Regions from separate parts of the Homo sapiens genome. Here region 2 is linked to region 1. The links are chromatin loops, found by intact Hi-C in ENCODE. Cell type or tissue: breast epithelium. All regions are shown on one strand. Each heading gives the region's core, and the rest is flanking DNA. Links, peaks and the distances in the headings are about the cores only. Region 1 overlaps COL23A1 (collagen type XXIII alpha 1 chain). Region 2 has its middle 8.6 kb from the start of CLK4.

Evidence for each region. A loop is a pair of places that touch in the nucleus more often than their neighbours do. Peaks named below come from ENCODE experiments on the same cell type or tissue, not always from the same donor. Only the 100,000 strongest peaks of a DNase experiment are listed, where the experiment ranks them.
Region 2: a loop joins it to region 1, with 10 times the contacts of the local background. A loop is called at or near these places in 1 of 110 quality-filtered maps.

The regions. Positions count from the first base shown.
Region 1 is chr5:178,535,341-178,550,839 of GRCh38, forward strand. The region is part of intron 2 of COL23A1 (collagen type XXIII alpha 1 chain); the gene reads right to left. Among named protein-coding and RNA genes, the nearest start is that of COL23A1, 47 kb to the right of the region's middle. RefSeq lists a silencer at 8,728-9,022. In breast epithelium, for the core only: no CTCF peak of the experiment used is centred there; no DNase peak of the experiment used is centred there.
Region 2 is chr5:178,627,877-178,643,375 of GRCh38, forward strand. No RefSeq gene overlaps it. Among named protein-coding and RNA genes, the nearest start is that of CLK4, 8.6 kb to the left of the region's middle. RefSeq lists enhancers at 2,210-3,409, 15,479-15,499 and a silencer at 2,672-2,966. In breast epithelium, for the core only: no CTCF peak of the experiment used is centred there; a DNase peak (open chromatin) is centred at 7,545.

The sequences.
Region 1 (15,499 bases), core at 5,267-9,266:
ATCTACTCCAACAGGCTGCCAAGCCTCGGTTACACACAGCTCCCTTCTGGCTCCAGCACTCCGTGGGTGTGGGCAAGGCCACAAGCTGAGCATGCTCCTGTGAGCACCAAACAAGACAAGGACTCTGAAGGCGCTCTGTATACCGCATGCCAGGCATCACTCTCCCACGCACAGAACAGCAGTGCGCAGCCCAGAGGCCCAGCTGGCGGCTCACAGGGAACCCTGGTGCCTCAGCCCCTCCAGGCCAGGGTCAGAAGCCTGGGCTACAGAAACACAAGGCGTGGTCACAGGAACATGCAAACACTGGGAAAGAACCAGGGGTGGGACGTGACTCCAGGAGCTGGAGGCAGACCCATCACCCTGCATCCTGTCTGAAGGGCGCCGTGTGCCCAGCACGAAGTGCACAGAGCCAAGAGAGGAGGTCCCAAGTGCTCACCTGAGCCAGAGTCCCCAGCCCCATCGTGGAGAGGGCTGTGAGAGGGTGGGCATCCCGCCATGTGGCCCTGAGGTCAGGCCCTATCTGCGGGGCAAGGGAGGTGCCTGGCCCAGTGTGAGGGTCCTGGTCAGGGGATTCCGGCCACCTTTTGCCATTGTCTGTTCTGACCCCTGGATTCCCAGGACCCGAGAGGGTCATGACCCATCAGGGCAAGGGCCAGGCCCCGGGCCTTCCTCCAGGTAAAATGCTGACAACCCTCTGAGGTGGAAACTGTCCCCAGGGATCTGGTCTGCCAGAGGCTGTCCCTGGCTCTGAGGCCACCAGCAAGGCAGCCACTACGGAGGATGGGCCTTCAATACAGAAATCTCCTTTGAGGAACAATTCACTGCCATTCCCACAAGGTTGTCGTCACCCTCGGCTGGGGACGCGGCTCATGCCGCAGGGGTGCTCGGGGAGTGTGGCTTCCCCGGTCTGCCTGCCTCCTCACGGGAGAACCACGAAGAGATGGAGACAACAGCACCCTGACAGACCAGGGGATGGACCGGCGTGGAAAGCCCCAGTGGGGCTTAGAGAGCCTCTCACATCCCGACCACATCACCGGGAAACTCTAGCACAGTTCCTCGCTATGCTCACAAAACCCACAGGGCCCGAATCTGATGTCAGGGTCCCAGGTGTGGCTGCTTCCTCTGCTTCAGTGTCCACACTGTCTACAGGTTGTACAATAAGGACCAATCACCGGATGCATCATCCAGACCATGGACAGGTGCAGTCAGTCACCCTCAGTCCCCTGCAAGGTCTGAGGCCTGCTGGGAGCCTCCCAAGCCTGATGGCCTCACACTTCTAGGCCCACAGCACTGAGTCCCAGGCCCTGAGCTCCGGTACCTGCTGCACAGGCCCATTCAGGGTGCGATGAGGGCATCCCTATGCGGCTCGGTCCCATTCTTGAAAGCGATGATGACCCTACAGAGGCTCTGGGAGGGGCTGGGACAGCCCAGAGGTTTCCCGGGGAGGTGGGGCATGTGCTGAGGGGGTGGAGGATGCACATTTGGGTCAGAGCTGGAGAGCCAGATGTGAGCTTTTGGCAGCCACAGCTCTACTGAGCCCTCCGCCCCAGGCCCTGGTGACACCTGGGCTGATTTATGGTTCTACCACGGGGCCTGCACTGGGAGCAGCCATTAGGATCTGACCCTGCAGAGCCACACAGGCCCATCCTCACCGCCGACGGCTGCTCCTCTGCTCTTCCGGTCCACTCCTGCTTACCTTCCAGAGACACATACGGCACTGGCCTGGGCCAGACTCCTCACACCTCTGAGCTGTGGAACACAGCGGGTGACATGATTTCCATGGAAGGCGTAGAGGGAGGGGGTCCCACATACAGGCCGGGGGTGACAGGGAGAGGAGCACCCCTGACCACCCGTGTCCCCATCTCTAGACTTCTCTTAGGGGGGTCTGGGGCTTGTAGACGTGCCATCAGGTTCCTGCGAGGCCCCCTCCCTGCCGCACCCTCAGGGTCTGCCAGTGTGGGCCTGAGGCCCGGGGTCGTATTCAGATTCTGCCAGAAGAAAGAGCTCCAGCACTCAGAGTCAGAAACCACTGGCCTCAGCAGCTCACAGATGGGGAAACCGAGGCCGGGTGGGGCTGGGTGAAGGGCAAGCGATATTTCCTGGGTCATAGAACTAGTACCGAGGAGAGGAGAACAGTGTCCACAGATGCCTGGGACTGACGGAGGACAAGGGGTGTCCTCAGAGGGAGTCTGTGGCAGGGGGTGCTGGCATGGGCTCCCCACTCAGCAGACATGAGGGCCGGACCTGTCCCTCTCTTGTCTGGGTGACAATTCTGTAAAATGGACACCACGGTCTGCCGAAGGCGGCTGTGGGGCAGCATCCAGCCACAGGGCAAGGCCATGACAGGCGCCTTCTTTACTGAAACTGTGTGTGCAAGTGGTAAAATATACACGGCATGACGTTTACGTGGTGAAACGTGCGCGGCACGACGTTTAAGTGGTAAAATACGTGGCATGACGTTTCCCATGGCAGCCACAAGTGCACGGCTCAGTGGCGGTAAGTACATTCACACTGTCGTGCCACCATCACCACGTCCGCCTCCAGAGCTCTTCAACTTCCCAAACAGAAGCTGTCCCCGTTCTCCCTGGCTAGCCCCTGGCACTCACCCCAGGTACCTCCTATGAGTGGAATCACACAGTATCCGTCCTGTTGTGACTGGCTTAGTCGAATTCATCCACGTTTGCAGCCTGTGCCACAATTTCCTTCCTTTCTGAGGCTGAATCGTATGCTATTGTATGGATATGCTGCATTCTGTTTGTCTATTCATCTGTGCTACAGCTCATCATCATCCTGAGCACAGAGGAGCTGAAGGGGAGATGTTCCTCCCTCCTCCTCACACAAGAGCCCCAGAGGGCTCGTTTACCGCTCAGGGCTGGGCATTCCACCTCTAGGCAGATTCCCGCAGAAGCTCACACTGGAAGAAACTTAACGCCTCTCTACCTAACTGGAGTGAAAAGCTGCTTGTTTTTTTATCTTTCTAACTTCCAGTTTGTCAGGGACCCACGCTTTTATAAAATACACTAAAATGATGGGGTAGAAAAATGAAATTTAAATAACCAAAAACATAAAAGTACTTGCCCATTTTATTAAAAAATTAGATTCAGTAGACATAAAATTACTGTTTAAATTGCTTTCATAAAAGTTTCCACACATTCTCCATTTCTATTCTAATCTTGTTAGAGAACCATAACAAACAGTTCAAGGGCTGGCATCCATTTGCAAACCACATTTTGAGTAGCACAGCCTGGAGCACTGTTTCACAGCAAACTTAAACAACTAAATGCCCATCAATAAGGTAGCTGTTAAATATGCTTTGGTATATCCCTATTATTATTTAGCAATAAAAAATAATGAAGCACGTGAGTTAGCAATTCCAGTCCTAGCTATCTACCCAAGAGAAATGAAAACATATGTTCCCACACACACTTGTACAAGAATGTTCATGGCAGCACTATGCCTAATAAGCAAACAGTGGAAACCCACATGTCCATCAACTGATGAAAGGATAAACACACTGTGGAGTAGCCATACAACAGAACATTACTCAGCCATAAAAAAAGAATCAAGTATGGATACATAGTAGAGCACGAATGAACCTTGACAATATTACACTAAGTAAAAGAAGCCGGATGAAAAAGGCCACATGTTGTGTGATTCCATTTCCATGAGATGTCCGGAAAAGGCAAGGCTTTAGAGAAATTAAATAGATTCGTGGTTGGCAGGGCCTGTAGGAAGGGGCTTAGGGGTTAACGGCTAAGGGGACAGGGTTTCTGTGTGGGGCAATGAAAATGTTCTGAAAATAACTGTGGAAGTGGTTGCACAACTCTGTGTATACTCTAAGAACCACTGAATTGCATACTTTAAACAGATGAACCGTACGGTGTCTGACTTCAATCTTAATAAAGCTGTTATGAGAAATAATGAGGCCGAGCACGGTGGCTCACGCCTGTAATCCCAGCAATTTGGGAAGCCGAGGTGGATGGATCACCTGAGGTCAGGAGTTCGAGACCAGCCTGGCCAACCTGGTGAAATCCTGTCTCTACTAAAAACACAAAAATTAGCTGGGCATGGTGACAGTGCCTGTAATCCCAGCTACTTGAGAGGCTGAAGCAGGAGAATCACTTGAACCCGGGAGGCGGAGGTTGCAGTGAGCTGAGATTGCGCCATTGCACTCCGGCCTGGGTGACAGAGCAAGACTCTGTCTCAAAAAAAAAAAAAAAAAAAAAAAGAAAAAGAAAGAAAGGGAAAAAAAAGAAATAATGAAGCAGAGTTCTCTATTAAAACATGTGACTTAATTACTTAAAATCTAAAGAAAATTCTAGGCCTGGATATTTTCACCAGTGAATTCTTCCAAACACTTCAGAAAAAAAGCAACACTAAACCTTACACATTTTTTTCCAGAGAATAGAAATGGGGTAACATTTCCCAACTTGTTCTGAGACCAGCATAACCTTATACCAAAACTGGACCACAGAAGAACACATATTAGACCATCTTTCTATAAAGACCGATGCAAATCCTAAACAAAAGATTAGCAAATTGAATCCAGCAACATATTAAAATAATATATCCCATCCAACTGGCGTTTATTCCAGGAATGCAAGCGTGGTTACCATCCTAAAAATCAATTAATATAATGCACTGTTTTGACAGAAAAAAGGGGGAAAAGTCATATGATCATCTCATAAATTTAGAAACACTATTTGACAAACTGTAACACCTAATCATCACTTTTTACAAAAGCCCTTTAATATTTCCTCTGAGTTCAGTTATGAAACCAGGATGCCTGCTATTTCCAATTCTATTCAGCACTACTGAAGGTCTTAGACAATCAATTAATCAAGTGAAAGAAACAAAAGGCATAAGAATTGGAAAGGAACAAACACAACTCTAATTATTTATAGATGGTATGGTAGAAGATACATGGAAAATCTAAAAATATTAGAATTAACAAGTACATGTGGCAAGGTAACTAGATACAAGACCAACATGAAAAGTCATCACCAACAGAAAGCAAATTTTAAAAATATTATTATTTAATATTCACACAACATTTAAATTCTTACCTATCTACACAAGTTCACACACAAAAAATTAAATTCTAAGAATAAATCTAATAAAAGATGTGTAAGACCTCTACTCTCAAAACTATAAAACATTATCAAACAAAATTAAAGAAGACTCAAATACATGGAGAGAGATACCATGTTCATGAATCGGAGGCCTGAAGAGTGTAAAGATGTCACTCTGTCTAAATTAATACATATTCAATGAATCTCATTCAAAATCTCAGCAGGGTGGCTGGGCGTGGTGGCTCATGCCTGCAGTCCCAGCACTTTGGGAGGCTGACGTGGGAGGATGGCTTGAGCCTAGGAGTTTAAGACCAGCCTGGGCAACACAGTGAGACTCCATCTCTACAAAAAAATCTCTGCAAAAGGAAGCCAGGTGTGTTGGTGAGTGCCTGTGGTCCCAGCTACTCAGGGGGCTGAGGTGGGAGGATCGCCTGAGCTTGGGAGGTCCAGGCTCCAGCGGGCCATGTTCACGTCTCTGAACTCCAGCCTAGGTGGACAGAACAAGACCCTGTCTCAAAAAATGAAACAAAGAAATAATTTTTAAAAATCTCAGCAGGGCTGTTTATCTTTTTTATTTTTAAGGGAATTGTCAAACATTTTAAACTTTCTATGGAAGTGCAAATGACTGAGAACAGTCAAGGCAATCCTGAAAATCTAACCTCTATTCTATTATCAATACTAACTATCAAGTTTTGGGAATTAAAATAACAGTATCGACACATGGATAGACAAATAGAACAGAACAGCAAAAAGATCCAAAAACAGACCTACAAAGCCACCAGAATAACTAAAAGAAAAGAGACAGAAAATCCAAGTGTTGGGGAGGATGCAGAGCAACTGGAATTGTCAAACACACTGGGTGGGACTATCACCCTCTTTCAAAAATGATTTGGGGCCGGGCACAGTGGCTCATGCCTGTAATCCCAGCACTTTGGGAGGCCAAGGCGGGTGGATCACTTGAGGCCAGGAGTTCAAGACCAGCCTGGGCGACATGGTGAAACCCCGTCTCTACCAGAAATACAAAAATTAGCCGGGTGTGGTGGTCCTCGCTGCTTGGGAGGCTGAGGCAGGAGAATCGCTGGAACCCAGGAGGTGGAGGTTGCAGTGATCTGAGACCTTGCCACTGCACTCCAGCCTGGGTGACAGAGTGAGACTCTGTCTCAGAAGATTTGGAACTATTTACTAAACATAACATATGTATACCTTACGCCCAGCAATTCTGCTGTAAGGTTTGTACACAACAGAAATGCATACGTATGTTCACTGAAAGACATATACTACATTGTTCGCAGCAGCTCTCTTCACGACAAAAACTGGTTACTACCCAAATGCCCAACAACAATGCACAAATGAATAACCCTCAACTGCATGCAGCAACATAGATGAATCTCACAAACAATGCTGAATTGCAGACACAAGAATCCATACCACGTGCTTCTATATGAAGTTCAAATGCAGGCAGAACCAGTCTCTTAGGTGAGAAATCGGGATTATGTGCCCTGGGGACACTAGGGGAGTCTGTGGGGGTCTGGCCAGGTGCTGTTTCTTGGCCTGGACACAGGTGTGAGCTGCAAACTTACGATATGTGCTCTTGCTTGTAGCAGGTTACATCTTTTTATTGTTGTTTTGAGATGGAGTTTCACTCTTGTCGCCCAGGCTGGAGTGCAGTGGCACAATCTTGGCTCACTGCAACCTCCGCCTCCCGGGTTCAAGCAGTTCTCGAGCCTCAGTCTCCCGAGTAGCTGGGACTACAGGCACCTGCCACCACAACCAACTAATTACAGGCACGCGCCACCACAACCAGCTAATTTTTGTATTTTTATTAGAGACGGGGTTTTGCCACGTTGGCCAGGCTGGTCTCGCCCGCCTCAGCCTCCCAAAGTGCTGGGATTACAAAAGTGAGCCACCGTGCCCGGCCCTGTAGCTGGTTACATTTTAATAAAAAGTTTGTAAAAATTCGGCAGACATCAGAGGTACTGATAAGTTTATTAAAGTGACAAAAGCTATAATGGGTGGCAGAGTCACAGAATATTAAGTGTGTGAGGACCCTCTGCCTTTCTGCCCCTGAAGGAAGGGCCTGCGCTGGTCACTGCAGCCATCCCTCTGGCTGACCGGGGGAAAGAACAGAAAGACCAGAGTGAGAGAGTGCTGGAAACAAACCAGAAGGCTCTTACATCGGAAAGGGTGAAAACTACTGGTGTGGAAAGAAATGTGGAAGAGGTCCAGGAAGGCAGGGAAGAAAAAATACCAGAGCTCTAGACAGAAAAATGGGAAGGTGGAGAGGAAGGGGGAGGGGAGGGCTGGGAGCTCTGGGGAGAGTTCCCTCTCTGACTCCTTTGATGGCGTTTTGGTGTAAATCTGAACAGTCTCTGAGTAAGAACGGCCGGGCCTCTGGGGTTCATTTAGGTTGGGCTGCCAGAGAATGGTGCTCCTATACTGCGAAGTCAAAACAATTTTTAAAAGTGTGTTTATACCATGCATTATTTTATTTCTGTAAAAATTAAAATGTGTATCATATGTTAAAGCACAGCAAAAGCTCTGACAGAACACAGACTACACTCATACAATACTGACATCCTAGGGCATGGGATTAGATGGGGTGGTGAGATGCGAGTACAGGGAGACTTTCTTTTAACTGTGGAGCTGTGTGTGTTCGAGGGTTGGAGAGTGAGATCCTTTTGAGAGCATAATTGGCTTGTTTTTTTTTTTTTTGAGCCGGAGTTTCGCGCTTGTCGCCCAGGCTGGAGTGCAATGGCGCGATCTCGGCTCACTGCAACCTCCGCCTCCCAGGTTCAACCGATTCTCCTGCCTCAGCCTCCCGGGTAGCTGGAACTACAGGCATGCACCACCACACCTTGCTAATTTTGTATTTTTAGTAGAGACAAGGTTTCACCACGTTGGCCAGGCTGGTCGTCAACTCCCAACCTCAGGTGATTCTCCCACCTTGGCCTCCCAAAGTGCTGGGATTACAGGCGTGAGCCACCGCGCCTGACCTATAGTTGGTTTTTATAACAGTCCTTTTTTAAAAAAATAAAAGGATGACAGCCTGCTCAAAAGACTGGGGCCATAGGGGTTCTTCAGGAAGAAGAAAAAGGCGTGTTCAGTTATGAAATAAGCCACTCCTAATAGTCCTAAACAATGCCTGGAGTGAGCCCCGGGGGATTGTGACCCTTCCACAGGCGGCTGCAGGGTCTGAGTCTCCACCTTTGGTGTTGTGGGTGGCGGAGGCAGATACCAGTACACCTGGGCCTGCATCTCTCAGCTCCTCCTCCATCACCTCCACCTTCTTTCACCAAAACGGCCTGTCTTAGCCTGTTCATGCTGCTATAACAAAATACTATGAATTGCATGGCTTACAGATTTAGTCTGTGGGGGCTGCTCTAAGAAAACCTACCAGTGGCTTGCAAAAAAGACTGGGTGGCCTACAAACAAGGACAATGTATTGCTCACAGTTCTGGAGGCTGTAAGGCGCCTGCAGATTCAGCGTCTGGTGAGGCCGTTTCCTGGTTCATGGATGATGCCTTCTCCCTATAACCTCACAGGGTCGTAGGGGTGAAAAAGCTCCCTGGGGTCCCTTTTCTAAGGGCACTAATCCCATCACAAGGGCTCCACTCTCATACCCTAATCACCTCCTAACACCATTACCTTGGAGATTAGGATTTCAACATATGACTTTGGGACACAAGATTCAGTCCACAGCATAATCTCCGGGGCATGTCCCTCCTTACACTCTCCCTCCTCCTGCAAGCACTCTTCCCACCTGAGTTTATCACCCCACACAGTCCCCTCCCATGCAACCCTTCCTTCCCCTTCCCACCCCACCACCTCCCACTGAAGTAAAGGGACTAGTGCCCAGGGAACAGAGCTCGCCGCTTACAGAGCCCCCAGCCCAGCCCCTGCTGGAGCTCCTGGATCCCAAGGCGGGGAAGGCAAGTCGGCGGATGCGCACTTCAGGGAGGACGCAGGCGCAGGGCCGGGGAGCTGGGAGGCACCACTTTGCCCTCCTGAAAATTAAGCCCAAGACCTGCCATGGCGGTGGGGAGCAGTCTCCCTCAGATGGGGTCCCCTGTTCTCTCCACCTGCCCCAGAAAACAGCAAGACCGGTGGCCACCCCCGCTGTGAGTACTCTGAGGCCCAGAGGTACAGCTAGGAAGCATGTCCCTCCTGGGTACAGCTGACATGTGAGCAAGCACTTTGGCCAGCACAGCCGGCCTCTATCCCCACTGTGAGACGGGCGGTGCCACAAATGGGAGGTGACGATCAGGGGCGGTCACCTTCCAGTCCTGTAAGTGGCAAAGCTCAGAGGCACTGTGGGCTCAGCCTCCAGGTCACCTGCTGCCCCCGTGCCACTGGGGTAGTACGTTCGGGCCAGACGTGGTGGCTCATAGCTGTAACCCCAGCACTTTGGGAGGCCAAAGCGGGTGGATTGGTGGAGCCCAGGAGTTTGAGACCAGGGAGGCCAGGCTGAGCAACACAGCAAACCCCGTCTCTAGAACAACAACAACAAAAAAAGAAAAATTAACAAAATTTAGCCAGGTGTGGTGGCACGTGCCTGTAGTCCCAGCTACTTGGGAGGCTGAGGTAAGAGGATCATTGAGCCCGGGAATTCAAGGCTGCAGTGAGCCGTGATCATTGCACTCCAGCCTGGGCAACCGAGTGAGATCCTGACTCTAAGGAAACAATAACAATAAATAAAAATAAATAAAGTAGTACATTCCCCACAGTATGAGGGCCATAGAGGGGGTGGGGGGTGTTCTAGTTCCTGATGGGGGAGGCGGGTGCCCCTCATGGGTGGTCTGGGCATCCTCTGTTCCCTGGGCTATGCCCTCCTCTTGAGCCCCCACGCCCCTCACAGTCTCAGGCTACGGCACTTTGAGCCTCTCCCTGTGCTGGCCCAACAGGGGGCTCAGGTTCCGCACGAGGCTACTTCTAAAGACATGACCGGACAACAGGCCACTTCAAGCCCATTAGTGTCATGAAACTCATGACCTCACAGGGAAGGCAGCTCTCCCAGCATTCAGTCCTATTTCTAAAGGCAGAACTGAAAAGAATGAAAAGAACAGTGGGTGCCAGGGGCGGGGAGGAACAAGAGCCTTTGGGAAACTGCAAGGGGACACGGAAGAAAAGGACTTTAACACTCGGCCTGCCAATAACCTACAGGGCAGCAAAAGGAACCTCGAGTTCAAGGGCTCTCCTAAAAGCCAGGAGTTGCTTTCTCTCCATGATTGAGCAGAAGGTCTGCTGAGGGATTCTGGCCCCAAGTGAACCGAGGGTCTAAGCAGGGATGATGTGCTTTTCCACAGGGCAGCCACAGAAGGAACTTGCACCCTGGCACAAGCTGCAGGCACAGCTCCCTCCTATCACCCCCACATCCCACTGCCTGAGGTCCACAGGTCGATTCCCACAGGGATACATGAACAGACATATTTGATGCCTACTGTGTGCCAAGCATTTCCACATAAACTTGCCTCAGTTTATCCTCAAAACAAACCCATAGGGTACATCGTATTACCCCATTTTATGCACAAGGAGTTGGAGAGTTTTAAGAATTAGGTAACTGGCTCAAGTTCCCAGAGCTGGGCCCACCTGCATCCAAACCCTGACACCCCTCCTCCACGAGGCACCCTAGATTCCAAGGAGCCGGGAGGCTGCCCGGGAGGTGCTCACCCTATGTCTCAGCCCTGCCCTGGAAGCCTCAGGCTGAGGGGTGGCCACAGGGTCCCCACCTGGCCAGTAAGACTCTATCTCCCCTCCACCTCAAACAGAGCCATGCACACATGAAATATGGGGTGGCGGGGGGCAGATATGTGTAAGAGGCCTCCTGTTCCCGAGGTGGGGGTATCACCCCTCCATTCCTAGATCCCGTTCCTGCCTAAATTCCGGAACCACCCTGCACCCCATCCTTCCCAAGCCTCAATCCTCATGCATTTCTTCCACTGTTCGCCACTTTTGTCTAGATAGGCAGAGGAGCTGGTTTCTGTTGCCAGCAACCACAGGATGCTAACTTGTTCACCAGCCATCTCAGCTCTTCTCCCAGGACCCTCCCTGGATCCCCTCCCTCCTCTCTGCTCCCAGGATGAGGGTGCAGACCCTGCAAAGCTGGCCGTCTGCCCCCCAGAGCTGCCTCGTCCTGACACTGGGGGCCGTCCCAGGGCCTGGCTGCGGTGACGCGCCACTAACACTTACTGGACGATGAGGTAAAAGGACTGAGGGTTCACGAGGGCAGAGTGGGACTGGGATGAGGGAACCAAATGCAAGGATGAAGGGAAAACAGAAAACTGTCCAGGTTTCTGCCACAGCCAGTCCTATTTGTACCATGTAGCAAGGGCAGCTATTTCTGTCCGTGACACCCGCTTCCATCAGCCCCACAAGGACAGAAGGCAGCCTGAGGCAACTCCGTGCCAAAGGTGTGGGCTTGGCAGGCTCACAGCAGAGATTGTGGGCACCATCTCTGCAAGGCCAGGGGCACCCGAGCTGTGGGGCAGCACAAGGGGCCTGTGTGAGGCCCCTGGAGGAACACGGAGGAGGCACAGGGGCTCCAGGGCAGAGAAGCCGGAGGGAAGCCGCTCGCATGCAGAGTGGCCTTCCAAGCTTGGGGGGCATCCTTCTGGGAGCGCCTGGGTCCACAGAGCTCCCAAACTCTGCTCAATTCAGGCAATTTGGGAAGTAAAACAGGAAATGTCAGCTGCAAAAGGTAGAGAAGGCTTTTCAGGGAAGGTATTTCCAAACTATTTCCCCGTAGGGAATACATTTCCGTGACACTGAGTGGCAAGTACCCCGACAGTATCTGATTCACGCCAGCACCGAGCTAAATGCAAATGACTTTCAATCATCAGCCCCTGGGGCACACTCGGAACTCAGCAGAGCCGAGCCCTGGCCCAAGTCACCTCTATGACCGGCAGTGAGAAAAAAGGCGGGTGGCGAGAACATGGGAAAGAACATGGGTAAGAATATTGGCTCTCCTGGGCCAGATTTTGGACTTGATAGTCCCCATAATCACGTGAGCCAATTCCTTCAAATAAATCTCTTTATGCATGCACGTGTGGGCACACACACCCACACACCCACACACACACCCACACATCCCCATACACACCCCCACACCCACACACTCACACCCACAAACACACCCACACACCCCCATACACACCCCCACACACACCTACACCCACACCCCCACAACCACCCACACACACACCCCCCACACACACCCACCCACACCCCCCCACACACACACACCCCCCATACACACCCCCCACACACCCACCCCCCACACACCCACACACACACCCATACACACCCCCCACACCCACACACCCACCCCACACACCCCCACACCCACACCTATACCCACATACCCACCCCCCACACACCCCCCACACACACTGACACACACCCCCACACCCACCCACCTACACACCCCCACACCCACCCACCTACACACACCCACACCCACACCCCCATACACACCCACACCCCACACCCACCCATACACACATCCCACACGCACACTTACACCCACACCCACCCCCCACACACACCCACACACCTACACCCACATACCCACACCCACCCCCCACACACCCCCATACCCACCCACACACACCCACCCACAAACACACCCACCCCCACACCCACACACACATACCCCCCCTCACCCCCACACACACACCCTATTGGTTCTGTTTCTCTGGGGAACCTTGGCAAACTCTGTAAAGAACAAAGAGGCCTGCTGGACTCTGGGCTAAGGAAGGCAGCCAGCATAGCAGCATCACTCCCGGCACCGTGTGTACAGATGTAGTCAGAATCACTGTGACAAATGCCCACTCCGGCCGGGCCCTGCACTGCTGCCTCCACCTTTTTTGGGCCATTTAATCCAAGGGCTGATTGCATATCTCCTCTCATATGTCCCACAGTCATGCCAAAATTAACAGATCTCAACAAACTCTTAATCGTCCCCATCCTGGTCCTGCTCTCATCCTGGCAAGTGGCACCAGTGAGTTCCCAACTCAAAAATCTGGGCATCATCCAAAAACCGGGAGTCACCCGATCTTCCCTCTCCCTTGCTCCCCCTCACTCAGTCCACCTCCACGTCCTGCCAATGTCCTGTGGGGATCCCTATCCACATCCTTTGCCTATTCTTTTTTTTTTTTTTTTTTGAGACAGAGTCTCATTCTGTCACCAAGCTGGAGTGCAGTGGCGCAATCTCGGCTCCCTGCAACCTCTGTTTCCCATCTTTGCCCATTCTTTACTAGAGCCTCTGGCTTGTCCTTATTCTTGTATAAGAGCACTTTATATCTCATGCATATTAACTATGTATTTGTTGTATGTGTTGAAATTGTTTTTTCATTTTGTCACTTATTTTCAAACTTAAGGTGGCATTTGCTTTCTATACAGAATTTTTAAAAATGTCCATCAAGGCTTTTTAATAGCAAAAACAACAAAAACTTAAATAAAAATAAATGTCTATCAGCAGCAGACGAGATGAATAGTAGTATGTTCATACACTGCGATGGCATGCTGCAGTGCTCCATTGTAGAAACGACAGTCACAGGAAATGACTAGACCTGCAAGCATCCATACAAATACTTCTTTTTTTTTGAGATGGAGTCTCGCTCTGTTGCCCAGGCTGGAGTGCAATGGCACGATCTCGGCTCACTGCAACCTCCGCTTCCCAGGTTCAAGCAATTCTCCTGCCTCAGCCCCGAGGAGCTGGGATAACAGGCGCATGCCACCACACCCGGCTAATTTTTGTATTTTTAGTAGAGACGGGGTTTCACCATGTTGGTCAGGCTGGTCTCGAACTCCTGACCTCAGGTTATCCACCCGCCTCGGCCTCCCAAAGTGCTGGGATTACAGGCATGAGCCACCATGCCCGGACCCATACAAATACTTCTTGAAAAAAAAAATGAAGGGATAAAACAGATGAAAAGACACACAAATAACAAGTAGTAGGACAATAAAATATATTGCCATGGTACACATATTTAATAAAATATAATATACAGAAAACATGCAGAAAAAGTATAGCTACCAACTCAAGACATTTGTTGCCTGGCAGAGAATAGGGGAATGGGAGAGGAACTGGTACCTTGGCTCTGTCTAAAACATTTCATTTCTTGGCCAGGCACGATGGCTCATGCCTGTAATCCCATCACTTTGGGAGGCTGAGGTGGGCAGATCACCTGAGGTCAGGAGTTTGAGACCAGCCTGACAAATATGGTGAAACCCTGTCTCTACTAAATACAAAAAATTAGCCAGGCGTGGTGGTGTGCTCCTGTAATCCCAGCTACGTGAGAAGCTGAGGCAGGAGAATCGCTTGAATCCGGGAGGCAGAGGTTGCAGTGAGCCGAGATTGCACCATTGCACTCCAGCCTGGACAACAAGAGCAGAATCCTGTCTCAAAAAACAAAACAAAAACAAAAACAAAAACAATTTCTTTAACAACAAAATAACAAACATGAGAAAATGATGTTATTCATTAAATCTAGATGAAACGGACATCAGTATTATATTCTTCTCTGTACTTTTTTATATATTTGAAACATTCTGTAATGAAAATTAAAATTATTTTTTAATATTAAGTAAAGAAAGGATCTGGTTGGGCAAAAGAATGATCAGATACCTCCATGAGACTCCATTCTTGCTTCTAGCAAATTACCATAATGTGCAAATATATCATTTCTGGAATCTGAAGTGCTCTACTCCCAGGAAACTAGGAAACCTAGCAAGTTGTTTTATCTGTGAGAGCTGATCTGAGTTCACATAACTTCACTTAGTTTTTGCCCAAATATGTAAACTAAAGAAGATTTTTCTGTCTATACAGAAAATTTAACCTTTTAAGCTTAAAATGTTCAAGGAAATGTTTTCTTCTATGGCAAGGTTTTTCAACCTGGGCACTACTAACATTTGGGACCGGATAGTTCTTTGTGGTGGTGGCTGTCCTGGGCTTTGTAGGACACTCAACAGCACCCCTGCCTCTACCTAGTCCATATGCCAGTAGCACCCACAAAGTATGATCAACTACAAATGTCTCCAAATACTGCCATGTGACCTCCTGGGGGCAAAACAGTCCCAGTTGAGAAGCACGGCTTTATGGTTTCTGACTTCAGTGCCAGGCTTATAAAATCTGTTTCTACTGCGTAATTTTAAAAAGTGATGTATCGTATTTTTGTCTAGCCAGCCATGGTTGTATTTTTTACATTTAGATCTTCAATCCATGTGGAATATACCCCGGCATAAGAAGTCAGGTAAGAAGCCAGATAGTATTACTGCACTGAACCTGTCCCCCAGGAAAGGCCGCTACAGCATGTGGGTGAGCTCCTGGCATAGGGGGGCGTGTGATAATGACACCCCACAGAGTAAAAGGCTGCACCTGTCACTCAATAGTTGGCACGGAGTTGGCCAAGCTGGGGTCAAGACAGCTC
Region 2 (15,499 bases), core at 5,932-9,931, 93 kb after region 1:
CAGAGGGAAAGGGGCCTGAGAAGGAATGATCAGCAGAGGAGGAGAACCAAGAATAGGGTGTCAAAGCAAGGAAGGGCGTAAGTGAGGGAAAGGGTTTAGGTGAGACTGAAGATCGTGGGGGGGGACGGCGGGCGGGGTGGGGGTTGGCTTCTGTATTCTGACGGGGATTCGCTGGATAAAAGGGAAAGCTAGAAATCAAATTTGGGAGGGTAGGGTTGAACTCTTGCGGGTATTAGCCCAGTAGCATGTGGGAGACCTGTTATCCTGTTAGGTGAAAGGAGGGAACGGAAATACCTTTAGTGATCTAACATGATAGAAACTTGTGCCATCTGGTTTGGGTAAGTAGGGTAAATTTAGATAAATCTCGGAGATTGTACAGCATTTCAAAAAGTAAGTTGAATTTTCATGGAGATTGCACTCCAAGAAGCGAAGTTGAAAAGAAACTTGGAAAACTGGAAGGGTAAACTCTTTATGCTACAGAATGAAACAAATGATATTATTTTCATCTAGAATAGCCACCATTTTTGCATCTACAAATTTAAATCTTACTCATCCTTGAAAGGCCATTTCTTTAAGATGCTGTCTCTGACATGAGTTCCCACCCATTTCCCGGCTCCTGACTACTCCAGTTAGATGTGAAGTCCTCAAATAGTGGAGTATTTGGAGCCACCTGGTATGCTAACAGATTTTGCCCAAAGAGTGAAATGTATTGGTTCTACAATTGATTACACATCCCGTCTCAAGGGAATCTATTAGATAGAATGTTGAGCTGACTGGTCTGGGCGATAATACAAGGTAGAGTGGGGCTCAAATTGCAGCATATGAGAATGTAAATTCAAGCTGGCACCAAAGAATGTTCTCCTGTTTCATGGAGTAGGAGAGATCCTGCCTCCTGGGGTTATAAGAAAGTGTGGTCAGGACAGCCCACAATTCTGCTCAAAAAAGCAACACTATGTTAAAAAGCAGCCACTTGAAATGCCACCTACAGAGGCCTTTATATTATAGACGTCACACACACTGTTACCCAATAGTAGAGTCTGCTTTGTAATTACATTCATCTCGCTTTAGTGTTTTAATTTGTATGCCACCAAAAGGTCTAATGTTTAAAAGTGTGTAGTGATCAGAAGGAAGCTGAGAATGACTAGCACCTCTATGCTATGTGATGCAGCACTATGGTGCCCCTAGTCACTCTCTGTGGCTTTGTGCTGAGTTTGGAGACAAGGACCTGATTTATATTGTCTTTGGTATCTCAGGCCTAGAACCCAGTAAATATTTGTAGGTTGTTTACATAAGCTGCTTTGGGCCATTTTGCTCAGTTGGTTTAAGGTCAAAGTGAGTAAGTTAAAGGTAGACATTTCATCCCAGCATCACTGCACCAGTTAGCTTACCACCCTTTCGTGGCAGCCTCAACCCTTCCTATTAAGTCAGTTACCTGGCAAGACTTAATGAAAAGGTTTATCTAAATTTCTGAGAATCTACTACCAATACCAGAAACACTGCCTAATCCAGTGGTTTCATCTCTACACAAGAACAGTATGTCCAAAAAAACCTTTGAGTTAACTGATGTGTCCAAGCAGCTAGTCAAAGGCTGGGCACAGTGGCTCACGCCTGTAATCTCAGGTTGCAGGCAGAGGTGGGTGGATCACTTGAGCCTGGGATTTCAAGACTAGCCTGGCCAACATGGTGAAATCCCATCTCTACAAAAAATACAGAAAAAAAATTGGCTGGACATGGTGGTGCATGGCTGTGGTCCCAGCTACTCGGGAGGCTGAGGTGGGAGGATGGTTTGAGCCCAGGAGGCAGAGGTTGCAGTGAGCCAAGATCGTGCAACTGCACTCCAGCCTGGGTGACAGAGCCAAACCCTGTCTCAAAAGCAAAAACAAAAAGAACTAGTTTAAGAATTTTTTTGGCTGGGCACGGTGGCTCACGCCTGTAATCCCAGCACTTTGGGAGACCGAGGCAGGCGGATCATGAGGTCAGGAGTTCGAGACCAGCCTGGCCAATATGGTGAAACCCCGTCTCTACTAAAAATACAAAAATTAGCTGGGCATGGTGGCGGGTGCCTGTACCCCCAGCTACTTAGGAGGCTGAGGCAGAAGAATCGCTTGAACCCAGGAGGCGGGGCTGCAGTGAGCTGAGATCGTGCCGCTGCACTCCAGCCTGGGTAACAGTAAGACTCTGTCTCAAAAAAAAAAAAAAAAGAAATTTTTAGCTTTGAAGAGCAACCAAAGGAATATTCTTATCACATATTCTAGGATATGTATACGACATGCTTAACTTCAGACATCAAAAACACTCATATATGAGAGCCAGGTTTTAGAGTAAAAGTCTAAATTATTGTGTAAATTAAACAAAAGCTTATTACCGTATAGAGTAACCTTTACAAAGGTATAAACCTTTGCAGTTATAGCCTCTGTTATTAGCTGCTGGTTACTGATACTTACTAATTAGACTTGCTTTTAGCTATCAAATGCTCATTCTATGCTAACCACTTCATATACATGATCTCATTTAATCATCTGAATCCTATCAAGTGATCATTGGTTATCTGCCCTAGATCAGTTATCAAGTCCCAGAATCAGGATTCAGACCCAGATCTTGCTTGCTCCAAAGCTCTTGCATTTAATCCTTTCTACTGACTGCTTCAACTTACACAACAAAGTACGTGGCAACTTACTTCACTTAGTCATTAGAGCAAACATGCTGAGTCCATCTTTCAGCAAGATCAAAGGTGTGTCTTAAAAAACCACTCTCCAAGGTAATATATCATTGAAGGCTTTTCACGATGACACAATGGATCTGTTTATCTCCAGCACATCAAGGTCACTAAAAGTCTCAGTGCCTTATTTGCTATTTAACACTGAGTCACAAAGGGTCTCCCAGGCATCCCACACTGTCCCAGATGAGTAACATCCCAGCTGCCTCCAGTGTTTCCTGATCTATAAAGCAAGATTCAGTGGCACCAAACGGTGCTAGAAGCATTCTCTGGTTCACAGCACACTTCGCAGTGTACATGTGAGGTGGGGAGTGGAAGGGTCCAGGGAGGGATTTAGCTCAGAGGTTGTGTAGGGGAATATGATAGGCTGGTCTTTCCAGCCTCCTTGTCAGTTTCTGCTACCACCAAGGAAAGGGTCTCAGAGCTGAGTCACAGCCGAATGTGCCTTTTGGATACAACTGCCACACAGACTGCAGTAACCTTCAGGACTTCTCATGCTATTGGTTCTAGAAACTGTAGCATATCAACAATTTAACATATGTCCTGCCATTTCATGCCCAAACGCCCTTGAAAGAGGAAGTAACAATTTAAGCAGACTCAGTAATGGGTTCTTAGCTGCAGTGGGTTAGCCATATCATCCCTCTCCATTGATATAGAAAATCAGGAATTGAACTGAGATTTGTTTCTGTCAACTTCAATTATTGGCTTGATGTGGAGTCCCTGGGTTTCAGAGCAGTCCCTAAAATGTCTTATTGATTTCCTAATGTCTGTCACTTATTACCCTATGTCATTGTACCCCAACACTGATCTGATTCAAATCACATTGAAAAAATTTTCCCAGATGTGTTTTCTCTGACGAATCTACTTAGTGATTTTCCCCCAGCATTTAAACCTTCTTATAAAAGTCTCCTGGTTGACTGTGTTATCATTGTAGATCAGATATCAGACTAAAGACTGTGATTGTCTTGGACAATCTATAGGTCTGTGTTGGACAAGCCTGGATATACAGAGACATTTGCAAGAGCAGGCTGGAGTGCAGTGGCGCGATCTCGGCTCACTGCAAGCTCTGCTTCCTGGGTTCATGCCATTCTCCTGCCTCAGCCTCCCAAGTAGCTGGGACTACTGGGACTACAGGCGCCCGCCACCATGCCCAGCTAATTTTTTGTATTTTTTTTAGTAAAGACGGGGTTTCACCGTGTTAGCCAGGATGGTCTCGATTTCCTGACCTCGTGATCCGCCCGCCTCGGCCTCCCAAAGTGCTGGGATTACAGGCGTGAGCCACCGCGCCCAGCTTTAGAGGCCATTTCTCATTCACATTAGTAAATTAGGGTTTACTATTCAACCATCCAATGAAACCATTAAAGAGAAAGTATATTTACCTAAATCCTAAATATTTAAGGAACATTGTAGAATCCTACATAAAAGTATGAAAATATGTAACATATTTGTCTCTCAATCTTCTAGGGTTACTCTTTATTTTAATGTATAAATATCAATGTCCTATTTCATGTAATTATAGGAAGTACAGCATCCTTCAGAGTATTCTGATGACTTCTGGAGAGGCTATTAACTTTTCTGGTAGCCCCCATCACGGCTTACTCTGATTTCTGTTCTGGTTCCATCTCTCAGTTCCCCTATACTATCTCATCTGCAATTGCTGTCCTTACTTCATAAAGTTTTGTGCCAACTATGGACACAGATCCTTTGTCCTTTATTTCCCAAAGCCTATTAATACATAGCTTTAATGAGGAATAGGCTTAAAACTTTGAGGATGCAAGAGTCTCCTTGTATTAGTCCGTTTTCATACTGCTATAAAGAACTTCCTGGAAACTAGGTAATTTATAAAGGAAAGAAGTTTGACTCACAGTTCTGCGTGGCTGGGAAGGCCTCATGGCAGAAGAGGAAGCAGGCACCTTCCTCACAAGGCAACAGGGGAGAGAAGTGTGTGTGAAAGAGGAATTGTCAAACACTTATAAAGGCATCAGATCTCGTGAGAACTCACTTGCTATCAGGAGAACAGCATGGGGGAAACCACTCCCATGATCCAATCACCTCCCACCTGGTCCCTCTCTCAACACGTGGGGATTAAGGGGATTAAAATTTGGGATGAGATTTGGGTGAGGACCCAGAGCCAGCCATGTCATCCCATTTATCCTCGGTTTCACCTCACATGGTTTTAGTTACCCGCAGTCAACTGCAGTCAGAAAATATTAAATGGACAATTCCAGAAATAAAACCTCATATGTTTTAAATTGCACACTGTCGGGAGTAGTTTCGTGAAATCTTGCACTGCCTGGCTCCCTCCTGCCCGTGTGGTGAATCCTCCCTTTGTCCGGTGTATCCCTGCTGTATCCCCTACCTGACAGTCACGTAGTAGCCATCTGGGTTGTCAGATCCACTGGGAGGATATCACAGTGCTTGTGTTCAAGTACCCCTTATTCATAATAATTCTTGCCCCAATGCACGACAGTAGTGATGCTGGCAATTTGGGTATGCCAAAGAGAGGCTGCAAAGTGCTTCGTTAAAGTGGAAAGGTGAAAGTTCTCGACTTAAGGAAAGAAAGTAAAATCATATCCTGAGATTGCCAAGATCTACAACGAGAGCAAGTCTTCTATTTGTAAAATTGTGAAGGAAAAAGAAATTCATGCTAGTTTTGCTATTGTACCTCAAACTGCATAAGTTATAGCCACAGTGCCTGATGAGTGCTTAGTGAAGATGGAAAAGGGATTACATTTGTGGGTGGGAGACATGAACAGAAACGTATTCCAATCGATGCCAACTGAGTTCAGTACTGTCTGTGGTTTCAGGCACCCACTGGGGGTCTTGGAACATATCACTGACGATAAGAGGGGACTGAGATACTGGAGGGTGGGTACAGCACAGAAGTGAAAACAGCTTAAAATTTAGTATCAGAATTCACAATTCTGAAGGTGCCAAATCATTCCCCATTAAATAGGGTCATCTCTTACTGGCCTTTCTCTCCTTAGGTCCCAACCAACCAAGTTCCTTTGAATCATTCTCAAATTTTCTTTCAAGAACTCTCTCCTTTTGGCTGGGCATGGTGGTTCCCGCCTGTTAATTCCAGCACTTTGGGAGGCCGAGGCAGGCAGATTGCTTGATTCCAGGAGTTTGAGACCAGCCTGGCCAACATGACAAAATCCTGTCTTTACTAAAATTAGAAAAATTAGCCAGACATGGTGGTACACACCTGTAATCCCAGCTACATCAGGAGGCTGAGGCACAAGAATTGCTTGAACCCAGGAGGCAGAGGTTGCAGTGAGCCGAGATGGTACCACTGCACTCCAGCTGACCGACAGACTCCCTCCTTCCTTCCTTCTTTCCTTCTGTATTTATTGGGCACTTACGTATGCCACATACTGTTCTAGACGCTAAAGATACAAAAGTATATAAGACAAAGTGCCTATCGCCATGGAGGTTAGGATGTAGTGGGAGAGAGAAAAAAATGGAAATAAATAAAATACTTCAATGTTTTACATGTGCTATGAAAGAAACAAACTAGAGACTGAAAGAATAACTGAGGATGGCTTATTTTAGGTGGGCTGCTCAGAAAAGGGCTCTTGGCAGCTGTAACGTTTTAGTTGAAGCTAAAGGAAAAGGGGAAGCCAGACATGTGAAGGATGGGATAAAAACCTCCTGCGAGTCTCATTGAACTCCATGAGGAAATTGTGAGCATGCTCATGGAAGTTTTGTTTGTCATAGGAAGAAAAACTTGGAAACAAAGTAGAGATCCATCATTAGGGGAATGAATAACTAGAAAATATATATGGATACTGCATATCGGTTAAAAGCTATGAACTAGATTTATGTATAGCATATGAACAGACCTAAGAAACTTAATGTTGAGTGGAGAAAAAAACTCGCGATTTACAAAACCATTTTTGCGGATATTTAAAAACCCACAACTACCCTACATATTTTCAAGGCCACGTGTACGACTGAGTAAGTGACTTGAGGAAAGATTGGAAGGACAATATATGAAACACACTGGAGATGTGCTTCTCAGAGGTCTGAACTTGGAATAGGAGACCACTGAGGCTCGGCATTCCGTTTCCTCTGCAGCTTTGCCACCCGACAGCTAAATCCTTGGTCTGATTTTCAACACAATGTTCCCTATGGCCGCAACAGGCCTTCTGTCTCTACAATGTGCTTTAACTTACAATTGACTGACCTGAGCTTGTCATTTTCCTTCTTCAAAGTTTTTTGTTTGTTTGTTTGTTTGAGACGGAGTTTCACTCTGTCACCCAGGCTGGAGTGCAGTGGCATGATCTCGGCTCACTGCAACCTCTGCCTCCTGGGTTCAAGCAATTCTCTTGCCTCAGCCTCCTGAGTATCTGGGACTACAGGCATGCACCACCACGCCCAGCTAATTTTTTTGCATTTTTAGTAGAGACAGAGTTTCACCATGTTGGTCAGGCTGGTCTCGAACTCCTGACCTCAAATGATCTGCCCACCTTGGCCTCTCAAAGTGCTGGGATTACATGTGTGAGCCACTGAGCCTGGCCTCAAAGTTTTAAAAATAACCAAAAGCAGACAACTCTTACACAATTCTTATAATTGCCATTGCCCCCATGCTATTCGAGTGCCTCCAGCTACTGCATCAGCCAATGTTTCACCTCCACCTGGAACTCATTCCAGTTCACCACCAGTGAGAGTTTTTCTAGATCCAAGGGCTATATTCTTTTTCCTATTTTACCACCTTGTCTCCCTTAGAAGTAATGATAATGGGCATCCTTGCCTTATCACTGTTTGCGAAGGGAATTCTTCTAATACCTACAGGTCATATTTGGCAGGCTTCCAAATTAACCTGCCTGGGGAGGACTTGTGGTTCCTGATGAACTTCTGTCCTGAGCAAAGAATCTTCTTGTGAGTTCCTCAGATTCTTGACATACTAATTAATGCATAACCCACTGACGTTGAACAAGACACTGATTTGTTTCTGAATCCTGAAGTTTTACTGATTGTCCTGCACGTAGAACATTGTAGCCTGCATGCAGTCATCTGTAGCCAATGATTGTAATCTCTATACTGTACCCTCCAATGCAGAGGGTACAACTCCTCTGGGAAGGAGTCCACTCCCTTCTCCTAAACTTTCTTATAAAAGCCTTCCACCTTGTAGCACACTCTAGAATGTGCCAGCCTTCTTGGTGTGTCTTCCCAGGTCAATCCTCACATTTGGCTTCCAATAAAACTTTATCAAATCAGCCTTAGTTTTGGTAACACTTTCAAGATTTTAGTTAAGTTTGATGTTATAACTTTTCTTCTCAGTATGTTGTGGAAATATGTTCACCCCAATAAATATTTATACACAGTCAATCCTGTTTTTTTTTTTTTTTTTTTTTGAGACAGAGTCTTGCTCGTCGCCCAGGCTGGAGTGCAGCGGCGCGATCTCAGCTCACTGCAAGCTCCGCCTCTTAGGTTCATGCCATTCTCCTGCCTCAGCCTCCCGGGTAGCTGGGACTACAGGCACCGGCCACCACGCCCGGCTAATTTTTTGTATTTTTAGTAGAGACGGGTTTCATCTTGTTGGCCAGGATGGTCTCGATCTCTTGACCTCATGATCTGCCCGCCTCAGCCTCCCAAAGTGCTGGGATTACAGGTGTGAGCCACGGTGCCCGGCCTCCTATCTGAAATAAATTCTAAGTATCTAAGTGCTCTCTCTTTAATTGTATTTCCCTGATGATTTGGCTCTCCTTAACAGTTCCTAGTTTTGCAGAATTTGCTTATAAAATTCCTTGCAGTTACAATCTACGTTCCATTTGCATTGTTACATAGTTTCTACAGTGGTCGTATCAACTTGTTTCATTCTCTTGTCTATTAACTCATTAATGAGAAAATACTCTCAACATTAATATGAGCTATATATGTATACACACATATACAGCTATATATCCATACTGCATATATATTGAACATCTGTTATCATAAAATTAATAACTGAAAACTGATCTTCCAATTTGATCCATTGAAGCACATAATACCATCTTTCAAGGAATAACTTTCCATTCTTCAGTATTATTTTACATCTCTTGATCAAAATCTATGTAAAAGAATAAAATTCTTCAAAACCCACTTCAAAAGATAGCAGTGGCAAGTGTCATAAAAATCATCCATTACAATTCAGAATTTATTTTTATTTTATTTATTTTATTTTTTTGAGACGGAGTCTTGCTCTGTTGCCCAGGCTGGAGTGCAGTGGCAAGATCTCGGCTCACTGCAAGCTCCGCCTCCCAGGTTCATGCCATTCTCCTGCCTCAGCCTCCCAAGTAGCTGGGACTACAGGCACCTGCCACCACGCCTGGCTAATTTTTTGTATTTTTAGTAGAGACGGGGTTTCACCGTGTTAGCCAGGATGATCTCGATCTCCTGACCTTGTGACCCGCCTGCCTCTGCCTCCCAAAGTGCTGGGATTATAGGCGTGAGCCGCCGTGCCCGGCCTTCTTTTTATTTTCTTTCTTTCTTTTTGAGACGGAGTCTCACTCTGTCGCCCAGGCTGGAGTGCAGTGGCATGGTTTTGGCTCATTGCAACCTCCACCTCCTGGGTTCAAGCAATTCTCTTGCCTCAGCCTCCCAAGTAGCTGGGATTGCAGACATGCACCACTACGCCTGGCTAATTTTTGCATTTTTAGTAGAGACGGGGTTTCACCGTGTTGGCCAGGCTGGTTTCGAACTCCCGACCTCAGGTGATTTGCCCACGTCAGCCTCCCAAAGTGCTGGGATTACAGACATGAGCTACCGCTCCCGGGCCAGAGTTTCTTTTTATTTTCACAAGCAAGGTTGTCCCTTTTAAGAATTGCTTGATACTTAAAGGGATGACCCTTTCATCAGCTCTTTCTTTAACACAAGATTAAACGATTTGAGCTGGCCAGGCTTCCACCCATTGCCCAGGGAACCTGTGTGTGGGTTGAGGAATGTGTTCAACGTTCAACAGGTTAACAAATCTGCCTCAGCTTTCACTTCCTGCTTGTACGGGGTGTCGAGGTCGGTCACATGCGAGTATAAACTGGGGCCTGTCTTGTTCCCTAGATCTCCCTTTTAAATGTTTTGCTGATTGCTTGCTTGCCCCAACTGTTATCACAGCCTTAGGAGATTCCATGCTCTGCCGGCCTCTGATTGCTACCAAATATTATTGTTTTCAAAAAACCAAGGAAACAGAGCTTTTCCTTGAAGCTCCAAATCATTTCAGCCCCTTTTGGCACCAGTAAGGCAGCCAGTCCCACCAACACTGCACCATGGAGCTGGGGCAAGGGCAGGGGGAAGTGAGAACGGGAGCAGTTCTAAGACGATGTGTCACACACTTTGTTGATCTTACTAAGGTTCAATAGTTTCTCTTGAATAAATGATTTTCAGCTTGTTGTATGCCTTTGCTTAATTTCCAGAGTTCCAAAGTAATTGTTTTTAGTAATTTGCTATTTATTTTTTAGTTGCTGCTTTTGGGAGAGAATGTGTAAAGGTCCTCTCTCTGTTCTTCTAGAAGCTCCCCATGGGTATAATTCAAAATTTTCTGTTTTAATTTAATCTAATATATCAAAAATATCATTTAAACATGTAATTTATATCAATATTGTTATTATTATTTTGTAGAGATGGGGTTTAACCATGTTGCCCAGGCTGGTCTTGAACTCCTGGGCTCAGGTGATCCATCTGCCTCTACCTCCCAAAGTGCTGGGATTACAGGCCTGAGCCACTGTGCCTGGCCTATATCAGTATTATTAATGAAGTATTTTGTTTTCTTTTTTTTTTTTTCGTACCAAGGTTTTATAATCTGATATATATTTTACACTTACAGCTCATCTCAATTTGAACCAGTTACATTTTCAGTGCCTAATAGCCACATTGGCTAGTGGCTACAAGATTGGACACACAGTTTTAACTGTTGCTAGAGTAAAGAAATGCTGCTGGTTTTTAGATATTAATCCTATGTGTTGTCACCTTGCTAAATTCTCTCGTCATGTCTAATTTCCTGTCTTTAAATTATTTGGGGCTTTCTAGGTAAAAGATTGTATCATCTGCAAATAATAATGGGCTTGTTTCACCTCTTGGTCTTTACACCTCTTATTTATTTTTCTTCTGTTACTGTGCTACCTAAGGCGACCAGTACAGCTACAAATGGAAGCAGTCATCGTGGGCAACATTGTCTTGTCAGAGCTTACAAGAAATATTGTTAACATTTTGCTGTTAAGAATGCTGTCCGTAACAGGTGTTGATAGCAACTTTTCATTAGATTGAGATGGTTCCTTTCCATTTCAAATTCATACACTCACATTCTTGGTGAGCATTTTATTTGCTTTTTATTCTTCTTTTGAGATGATTGCATGATTTTTATAGTAATATAAAATTACATTTAGAGTTTAACTTTAAGCTACTTTGTGGAAAAACCTTTTATATACTATACTTTTCTGGGTCATTGTTGCAATTTTTTAAAGGCTTTTTGTGTCTATGTCCATGAATGAGATTGGCCCCCACTCTTTATTCTCCTGTAATTCATTATCCATCCAGAAGTTGGAAAAGTCTTAGAAATACTGAACTCATTACTTCTCTACAGAAAGCTATCAAAATTTTCTAAGTTTATTTAAAACAAATTTAAAACCATTATTCCGGCCAACAAGGCCTTACAAAATCTGGTATATCTTATGCTATTCTCCATTTACCTTCAGCCTTTTTCAGTGCTACTCAATGTTTTTCTGGATAGCCTATCTAGTTCATTAAGACAAGAAAGATAAATAAATGAATTGCAGAAAAAAAACTGTTATTATTTGTGGATGTTATCATTGCATGTGTAGAAAATGGAAAATACATCTGTAATCCCAGCACTTTGGGAGGCCGAGGTGGGTGGATCACCTGAGGTCAGGAGTTCAAGACCAGCCTGTTCAACATGGTAAAACCCCGTCTCTAATAAAAATACAAAAATTAGCTGGGCCTGTTGGCGCGTGCCTGTAATTCCAGCTACTTGGGAGGCGGAGACAGGAGAATTGCTTGAACCCAGGAGGCGGACGTTGCAGTGAGCTGAGATCTCACCACTGCACTCCAGCTTGGGCGACAGAGCGAGGCTCCATCTCAAAAAAAAAAAAAAGAAAAAAGAAAATGCAAAATAAGGCCCAGCATGATGGCTTACTCCTATAATCCCAGCACTTTGGGAGGCCGAGGCGGGCAGATAGCTTAAGCTCAGGAATTTGAGATAAGCCTGAACAACATGGTGAAACAACATCTCTACAAAAAATACAAAAAAATTAGCTGGGCGTGGTGGCGCAGGCCTGTAGTCCCAGCTACTCGGGAGGCTGAGGTTTGAGAATCGCTTGAGCCTGGGAGGCAGAGGTTGCAGTGAGCCAAGATTGTGCCACTGCACTCTAGTCTGAGCAACAGAGCCAGACCCTGTCTCAATAAAAAAAAAAAAAAAAAGAAAGAAAAGAGAGAGAAAGAAAGAGAAAATGCACAACATAACCTGTAAATCATTAGCAAAGTTGATGGATATAAAATCAGTGTAAAAAAATCAAATATGTTTCTGTCAACAATATATCTTAGCAAAGTTTTATCATTTCTACCATTTTACCTTATGGTAAGAATGATAAAACTTTACTAAGAGATCTTCAGGAATACCTACATAAAGATACCAAATTCACTGGGTAAAAGACTCAATATTAAAAATACTGCCCCCTATTCTTTCCAAATTGATCCATTAGATCAATTATAAGCAAAATCCCAATGGGGCTTTTTGTAGAAACTGAGAAGCTGATTCTAAAAAAAAGTGATAAAACTACAAAGAGCCACGACTCGCCAAGTGACTTGAAGAAGAACAAGGCGAGAGCACATGCTCTAACAGAGATTGTAGTGAACCTATAGTGACTAAGACAGCATGATGTCGGCACAAGGATAGATAAGTAAACCAACAGAACAGAACAGAGAGCCCAGGAACAGATCTCCATACGCCGGGTGCCTCCGGAAAAGATTCCGAGACTCTGATATTTGTGGCACGAAGTTTCATAAGGAGTATTCTCAGGAAGAGCACCTTGAGGTGAGCACATGTGTTGCTTCAGCTGGTCCTCTCAGGAAATCTGGGTCTGAAGTCACCCTTCACAGTTATCCCAGTTGAGTTAGGAGGTCCCGATCTTTATATTCCAACGTTGACCAGTCATTAGAGGTAGGCTGACCCCAGGGAAGGCATGTAGCTTTGAGAAAGAAGCTTCCTTAGGTTGAGGGCAGTTTCTAGACAATGACTCATCTGTAAGCTGGCAACCAGAGCAGTGAGTGCACTGGTCCTGAAGTGGGATATGGGCGGCACAGCACCGTGTCCACTGCAGGCCACCCTTCCACTGCAGTAAGCCCTTGCCATCTGGAGCTACTCTTCCAGGTTTCTGGCTGGTCTCTTTTCCTGATGGGTTAATGGGATGAGGTTTGGCCCCTTCTGCTGCAGCTTGTTTCCAGGCCACAGCTGGTACCCACTGTCTCCCTCCACTTTCCAGCTTAGATTCTCTGCACCTGTGGCTAGCTCCTTTGCTGGTCTTGGCGGCTCATCTGGGAAGGTAACCCAGGCCCTCAACCCTGTGTGTTCTAAGCCTCTAGTCACCTCGTCCTTCTCAGGCCACGGCTTACTTTCTTGTCCATTTACTGTTAAGACTGGGAAAGAGGCTGGGCATGGAGGCTCATGGCTGTAATCCCAGCACTTTTGGAGGCCAAGGCAGGCAGATCACGAGCTCAGGAGTTCAAGACCAGCCTGGCCAACATGGTGAAACCCCATCTCTACTAAAGATACAAAAAAATTAGCCGGGCATGGTGGCACACACCTGTAATCCCAGCCACTCGGGAGGCTGAGGCAGAAGAATCACTTGAATTTAGGAAGCGGAGGTTGCAGTGAGTTGAGATCACCCCACTGCACTCCAGCCTGGGCGACAGGGCGAGACTCTGTCTCAAAAAAAAAAAAAAACAAAGGCTGGGAAAGAGGGTACCGAGATCACCCGAATGGGTTGCTCAGTGTCTCACTTATCCTTCGCATCCCCATGGTGTAACAGCAGTCCGGCCTCCTCCTGATCATCAGGGTTAGTCACCTCTGGCGGGATCTTGACTCTTTTTCTTGCCTTCTAATCTCTCGGCACAAGACGCTCAAATGAATGGGCAACAGGTCAGCTGTAGCTTGAAGTTTAATGGGACATTTTCTGTGTCTTTCTGCATCGTCCCTCTGAGACCTGAGACCTCTCAACCCACAGAGTGTAGAATTGTGGGGAAACAAAGCACAGACTCTCCTCGTGGTGTTTTTGCCACATCACAGATATCTCTAATACTGTAGGGTCTTCCAGATTTTATAGCCCAAGGGACAGGGCTGTGTACACCAAAGCTGAGACCTGCTCCGTAGTCATTTCCCGCTCTGGGTCTCAATCCCGAGTAGCTTCTCCTATGGTCATGGCTGGCCTCAGAGGACGGCCCCCACTGAGCTTCTCGGTTATGCTGGTGACCTTCTCATCGGCACTTTCCTTATCTCCTTGAAGGATGGAGCCTCTTCGAGGCCCTCTCACAAGGCAGAGTCAGCTGATGAGTAGAGCACACCCTCTAGCATATCTCCTTCTGGGTCTTATGTTCCCCTCATCTGCCATTTTCCACAGCATTTGCAGCATTTGCACTTCCTGCAGGGTGACAGGCACTTTCCCCAGGCTTCATCTGTAGCAGCACGTTAGCTTTGTCTCCCAGGGGCCTTGCCTCGGTGTTAGATCCTGTGTCACAGCAGAGGGCTCCCGTATCAATAAACTCGCCCTCCCAGGCTTCTGTTGCACAGCTCTCAATGAGCACCTTTGGGATCCAGCCCATGTTTCCTCTTTCAGCTCCTGCCAGTGCTGTGAAGCAAGTTCACTGTGCTCTAGTTACCACACTGTCTGAATCTGGTAAGACAGAACACCCACATATAAATTACATGAAGAGGGTTTGTTACTTACTCATAGGAAGCAAGGGACAACGGAAGCCCAGGATTCATTGGAAGCTAATCCCCAGGGCTCAGGAAAGCCCCCTGAGGTTGGATTGGAGTCTTGCTGTGGTGTGTATGCTCCACTTGGACTGCAGCCAAAGGGCCATGGAAGAAAGTGCAACCTGGGTTTTATGCCCCAGGGCAACATGACTCACTGGAATAAGGCATTGAAGGACATCCTGTTTCTGGGGTAGGGGGGACTGGAACAGAGCCCAGGCCTTTCCAGCCAGCTTCTCCTTATCTCACATTGTTGTGTTCCCAGCACATTCTATGGTTTTTCCTGAGAACTGCAAGTAAGAAAGAGGAGAGAACTGGGTTGGTCCAAGGCCATCTGCAGAACTGTCCTGCAAGTACTTGTTGGCAAGGTCCTGCAGTTCCTTTGCCTACGGTTCTTTCCTTCCCTTAAGAGGCCCAGCACTTGCCTGGCCAGATTATGTTGTAGCTTGACCCTAGTTACTGGTCTTGGGACTGGGGAAGAGGGGATTGATCCTGAGAAGGGTGCATGCTTTCCTTTAAAGCAGAAGCCTCCAGATCTTCTTTACATCTTCAAGCATGGAAGCAGCACTGACCTTTAACAGGGAAGAACGGGCCACTTCTGCAGACCCAGGAGGTTCAGAGCAATCTAATAATGCAAGATTTTTTAGTGCGTCAACACAGATATCCCTATTTCCAGTGTCAGGCTCCTATTCCTTCCCAATTAGGATCCTGACTTTGGCATAGTAAACCTACTGGAGTTGAGCATCCAACCTTCTCTGGAATTCTACTATTCTTATGTCTAAGTCCTGTGAGTACTTGCCATGTTCTCTTTCTTGGCT